Regions from separate parts of the Homo sapiens genome. Here region 2 is linked to region 1. A link is a loop called in an ENCODE intact Hi-C map of the cell type or tissue named here. Cell type or tissue: mammary epithelial cell. All regions are shown on one strand. Each heading gives the region's core, and the rest is flanking DNA. Links, peaks and the distances in the headings are about the cores only.

Region 1 (2,919 bases), core at 144-2,643:
CCATCCTACTGAACTTTCTTGATATTTGTCATTGTGAATTACTGCGTGTTTATTCTGGGAAAATGAATCATGGTTGTAAACATTTGCCTGGAACCAAGAGGCTGTCAGTCTGGGCATTGGAAGAATTACTAAGGACAAGATGACCTAACGTGACCCAGATATGGGAGGGAAGGAGAATAAAAAAAGGAGAAAAAGAATAACAAGAAAGGGGAGGGAAAAGACCAGCAGCAATGAGGGAAAACTAGAAAATTTTGTGTCTGAGAAGGAATTATGACAGAATACAAGTTGGGGGACAAGTTTGCCTTTGCCTCAAGCTCCTCCCTCCCTTGTCCTTCACAGGCCAAAGGACCAGACTACCCTCAGAACCACCTGCAGAAGAATCCTGTTCCCTCCCATGCTAAGTTTCTGGGTGCATAGTTAGAGGTCTTGCCTGTCTCTAACCCTGTTTTTCACCTGGCTTGGGATAATGCAGATAATGCAAAGAGTTGGAGCCTGTGCTCAGCTCTGTTAACTACTTGTGAGAGGTGGACACAAGCACAGGCCTGTAGTCAACATTTGTTTGCACCATGAATTTATTATTTATTATTGTGTCCCTGAGACAATATGACCCATAAAGAGATGGTGCCAGTTAATCGTAGGTCAGTCTCCATTCAAATAAAGTCCACATTCTCTTTGGAGAGCAGACATCTTTGCAAGACTACTGACTACCAGTCATCTCCAGCCCTTAGCTTAGGCTTGATCACTGTGACTCTGATAAGCTTCTCCTTGGCATGCTAGCCTCACACGCTCTCTCTAAGTCTACTCCAAAAGGCTTTCTGGCAGCTCTATTTTGTAGGCTTGGTCTGTCCCACCCACATATTTTCTATTGCTGATTGCCAAGATGCCTGTAGCCAATGTTTGTTTGCACCATGAATTTATTCTCTAGTAGGAGGAGGGATAAGAAGTTCAATAGCCGAATTAGTATACAAAAAGGGCAAAAAGAGGTAGTGTGGAAATATAAATTAAACTCTGTGGGATCCCAAGAGAAAAGATGATTAATTACAACTAAGTGAATCAAGAAATGCTTCACGGAAATGGTATTCACACTGGGCTTCTGTGGGCAGGTTTCAACAGACAAGGTGGGAAAAAGGCATTCCAAGTGAGAACAATGTAAGATGGGGACAGAGCTGGAAAAGTTCAGTGTAGGTGGAGTTCTGATCATCAAGGGCCTTCAATGCTGTGCTCAGGAATTTGAACTTCATTCCATAGACAGTTGTGGACCAGTGGAAGCTTCTAAGCAGAGGAATGGTATCAGATCTGATGATAGTGACCATTTATTGAGTACTCACTATAATCTAGGCATCGTGCTAAACACTTCACAGGCATTCACTTAGCCTTCATAATCACCCCATGAGGATGGTGGACTTGGACAGTAGTTTGAGAATGGGCTAGAAGCAAAATAAATGGTTAGGGATGACATAGTAGGAGAGGCCATGGTCTCAGTGGTTTAGTCCCTTGTCCCTAAATTGTAAAGTTTACTAACAATGGCAATGAGAACTGGAGTTAGAAATCTGAGGTGGCAGAATCAGAGGACCTGGTGACCAGTTAGCTCCTGGGGTCAAAGGAAGCAAGTGGTTAGGGGATCTAGTAAACAATGCCAGCAGACCCTTGTCTTGGGAACTTAGCTCCCCTACCTTCCACCAAAATCCCAATCTCAGGAGAAAGGGGCATTTTGCTATCCACTGAATATGAGACTTGAAGATTCAGAAGATTATAGCCATGAAGGCTTTTCCAGTTGGTCCAGGTGGGAGACCAGACAAGATGTAGAAGCAAATCAATTAGGGGCAATAAAAACACTTCCCTATCTGAAGCGCTCATCATATGGCAGGCACTGCACTAGGCACTTCATAGACCTCATCTCACTGAATATTAACAATAACCTCATGATTAGGGTCCCTGCTGTACTCTAAGATAACTGAGATTTAGACAGATTAGGTAACTAGCCTGGGTTCACATACTAAGCAGAATTGAGATACACACCCAGAGTCTATGCTTATGACAGTGCAAGAAACTGCCTAAGAGGAAGACTTAGGCAGAGAAGACTATGACAGTGCAAGAAACTGCCTAAGAGGAAGACAGACTTCTCAAAAAGCAGCCAAGACAAGTCTGGCTCAAATTGGATTCATTCTCATGTCTACTAATGCATTTATTAATTTACCCTTTCATTTATTCATACACTAAACAATTGCTGAGCACCTGCTCTGTGCGGGCATTGTGCTAGCTATTTGGGATAAAAAAAAACTAATAAGACACCATGTCTGTCTTCAAGGAGACTATTCTAGAAGTGAAGGCAGGCAAGTGAACAGATAATTATAATGCACAGAGGAGGAAAGCAGCTAACCTGGCTTGTGGGGCTAAGGAAGGGAGTTGGAGAAGACTTCCTAAGGTGATACCTGAGCTCAGTCCAGGAGTAGAGGGTGGCTAGGCTAAGGCAAGGAAGTGAGAAGAGAGCAATGTTCCAGGCAGTAGGACTGTTGCAAAGGGGTTTGGGTCATAATCCTGAGAGACATGATCCAAAATGCCATAATCCTGAATACTGAAATCCCAAAAGATTTAAACCCCTAAAGTCTAAATTACAATCACAGTATAGACGTATCATTTTAGGCAGAACTATTACTTGTTATTGTCTTCATTGGAAATGAGGTATGTTTAAGGAGATGTGTGTGAGTGCCAAGTTGACAAGGGGTGAACTTGTGGACTTAATTTTAAATGTCAACTTGACTGGATTAAAGAATACCTAGAAATCTGGTAAAGCGTTATTTTAGGTGTGTTTGTGAGGGTGTTTCCAGAGGAGATTAGTGCCTGAGACTGAGTGGATTAGCTGGGGAAGATCTTTACCCAATATTAGAGGACACCATCCAATCGGCAAGGGTCCTGGAG
Region 2 (2,919 bases), core at 117-2,616, 210 kb before region 1:
CTATGGATCCTTCCACTCGACAGCTGTTTAGTGGAGATGCAAACAGACCACAAGTCTACTTTATTTAGCCTTGTGTCTTCCAGCTCGATACAATAGCCCATACACTTCAAAAACAACACCAGTTAGAAATAACAGGTTGACCAGGCCAGCACTCACATGAGGTGACATGCTGAAGTTCCAAGAGGAGAGTCTTTGGGGAACAGTGGAAGATGACCTGGGTGTCATCAAGACCCAGGTTGCAGTTCTGGCCCTGTCAGTTATCAGCTGCTGAAAACAGGCATGTCACCTCATCTCTCAAAGGCTCAATTTCATCATCCATAAAATGAAGGTAGGAATCCTTAACTTGTAAGCTCCGGGAATATTACAGATGGATGTCAAATGCCTAGCATGGTAGCTGGTACATAAGAGATGGCTGGCACTGTGTATCAGGTTCTAAGAAATGGCCTTCTCATATAGATCCTCCCAAAGACACATTTCCATCAGTCACACGGTCAACCTGTTTCCCATATCCATATAAGAACATCCATGGGAAACATTCAACCATTGTCAAGTGAATGAAAGTAAAAGAAACAAAAAGTTATCATTGCAAACCTAAGTCTATAAAGTCTTAGACACAGTTACTTCTCTTATGACAATATTTGAAATTAAATAACCTTTTAAAATCATTTATTTTACTATCTATGTAGTTCTTGAGAAAATAATGGGATAGTCAAAAATAATTCAGAATACAGTCTCAATTTTGGAAATTAAATATCAATAAAGAAATGCTACAATAGTACTATGTTGACTTGAGAGCAGTAAAAACAAAAAAGGGCTGTGAAACAAAAATTTAATAAACTAGAATAAAAAGGCTGTAAGAAAGGAGTTTCTAATATTTCCTATGTCTGCACTATTTTTCAGTTTAAGTTGTAAAAATTTGCTAGTGTCCTTCCGAGGAAATCAATAGTCTCCACAGTAATCTGTAGGCAGTCCATGAGGCGGATGGCAAGCTCACATGTGAGGCAGGCCCCCAGGAAGACTGTCTACAGAGGAATATTAATAAAATGACTTGTTCAGGGTCATACAGAACCAAATCAGAAAAGCAAATCTAATAGTTGGATAAAGTACCTCAAGTCCAAATGCATTTCCAGACTCTAGGATTAAACTGGGTCCCTATAAAATTTTCTGGAGCTGCTCACCCAGTCCAGAGCTGCATGATTTAAGTAGTACCTGCAAGTGCCCAGTAGGCGGTGCCCACACATTCATTAAGCAAGACAAAGGCCACCAGCGACATCCCTCCATTCATCATGCCCACCAGGAAGCGAGTTACTGCAAAGAACTCATATGAGGGGGAAAATCCATTTGCAATTGCAAATAAGATGTCAAGAGCAAAACCTAGAAAGAGAAAACAATATTCAATAATCCAGAGGCAAAATAGCATTTGATGAAAGTAATAAATTATATTCATTAGCTTATAAAATAAATGTTTGTAAACTTAAATTTTCTGAGCTGTTTTTGTGGGTTTCTTTTTGTTTTTTTTTGTTTTTTTGTTTTTTTTTTGAGATGGAGTCTCGCTCTGTCACCCAGGCTGGAGTGCAGTGGCACAATCTCGGCTCGCTGCAAGCTCCGCCTCCCGGGTTCACACCAATCTCCTGCCTCAGCCTCCCGGGTAGCTGGGACTACAGGCGCCCGCCACCATGCCTGGTTAAATTTTTTTTGTATTTTTTAGTAGAGACGGGGTTTCACCGTGTTAGCCAGGATGGTCTCAATCTCCTGACCTCGTGATCCACCCACCTCGGCCTCCCAAAGTGCTGGGATTACAGGCGTGAGCCACCGCGCCCAGCCAGCTGTGTGTTTTTTTTTTTTTTTAACAGCTTCTCTTGGAAACTATTTTTTTAAAAAACCATAAGGTTTACTTTATTACATGATTTCTGTCAATCACAGACAGTTTTCAATTATTCACAATAATGCTGGAAAATGAAAAACCCTTGCTCATACTCAGCTTGTCAAGAGCACTATGCCAAGTCCTGTAGAGCTCATTTGAAATGAATCAACACAGAGAGATATAAGGAAATGGGCCTAGTACACTGTCACAGTCTTTTACTTCTCTCCTTAGCAACATGGCATAAACTAAAATTTGGGGGTTGCAGAAAGCACCATCACCTATGAACGGTTTAGAACACAAATATCTGACTTTAACTAGGTGGGCTAGTAACTTAAAGGTGCCTGGCCAGAAGCACTCAAGCTGCAGTTTGGCCTCTTGCCAGGATAATAAAGATCAGTTCTGTGTCCATATGCCAATTCCCGGAGAACCTTAAGGAAATAGTCCCCTTATTATTTCCCTAAGAATCTTAGAGAAATAAGCCCTCTCATCCAGTTTATGAATACTCTAATAGATTACCTGTGAGATAGACTTTTTTCCTTCCGAAGCGATCTGAAAGCTGACCAAAAGAGATAACTCCAACAAATACACCACTGAAGAAAAAAGAGCTTGCTGCACTGACTTTGTAGGATCTGTTGGCAATTAAAAACCACTAGAGGAAGATAAAACAAAAGAGAGACATGTAGGATTCAGTTAGCTATTAAAAAACCAAATGTGCAACAAAAACTTGTACACCAGAATTTCTATACTGCATGATCCACTATTAACCAGAATTCAGTAGAATTTGTCTATCTCAGACAACGTCCAATCAGATTTTATCTTCAGAAACACTAGAAATCACTATTATTATGATGCACTCCCACAGTACTCTATACATATCTTATTACAGAATTGAACACAATGTATAATAGCTAATTACTTATGCATCTATTGACTATGTCCCACATCCTAAGGCTCTGTGTTTCTTGAGAGGAGCCTTGTCCCATTTATTTCCATTCTCTGATGCCTAATACACTATATGACATATATGAAGCAATAAATACATGAACTTTTTGTCC

What was found. Hi-C counts contacts between places; a loop is a spot of excess contacts. Peaks named below come from ENCODE experiments on the same cell type or tissue, not always from the same donor. Only the 100,000 strongest peaks of a DNase experiment are listed, where the experiment ranks them.
Region 2: a loop joins it to region 1, with 5 times the contacts of the local background. A loop is called at or near these places in 45 of 110 quality-filtered maps.

What each region holds. Positions count from the first base shown.
Region 1 is chr1:115,813,068-115,815,986 of GRCh38, reverse strand. No RefSeq gene overlaps it. Among named protein-coding and RNA genes, the nearest start is that of NHLH2, 27 kb to the left of the region's middle. In mammary epithelial cell, for the core only: no CTCF peak of the experiment used is centred there; a DNase peak (open chromatin) is centred at 1,096; H3K27ac peaks cover 1,463 bases.
Region 2 is chr1:116,019,176-116,022,094 of GRCh38, reverse strand. SLC22A15 (solute carrier family 22 member 15) reads right to left here. Exons shown (of 12, transcript NM_018420.3): 3 at 2,381-2,513; 4 at 1,210-1,374. Among named protein-coding and RNA genes, the nearest start is that of SLC22A15, 44 kb to the right of the region's middle. In mammary epithelial cell, for the core only: a CTCF peak has its summit at 1,235 (motif pointing right); no DNase peak of the experiment used is centred there.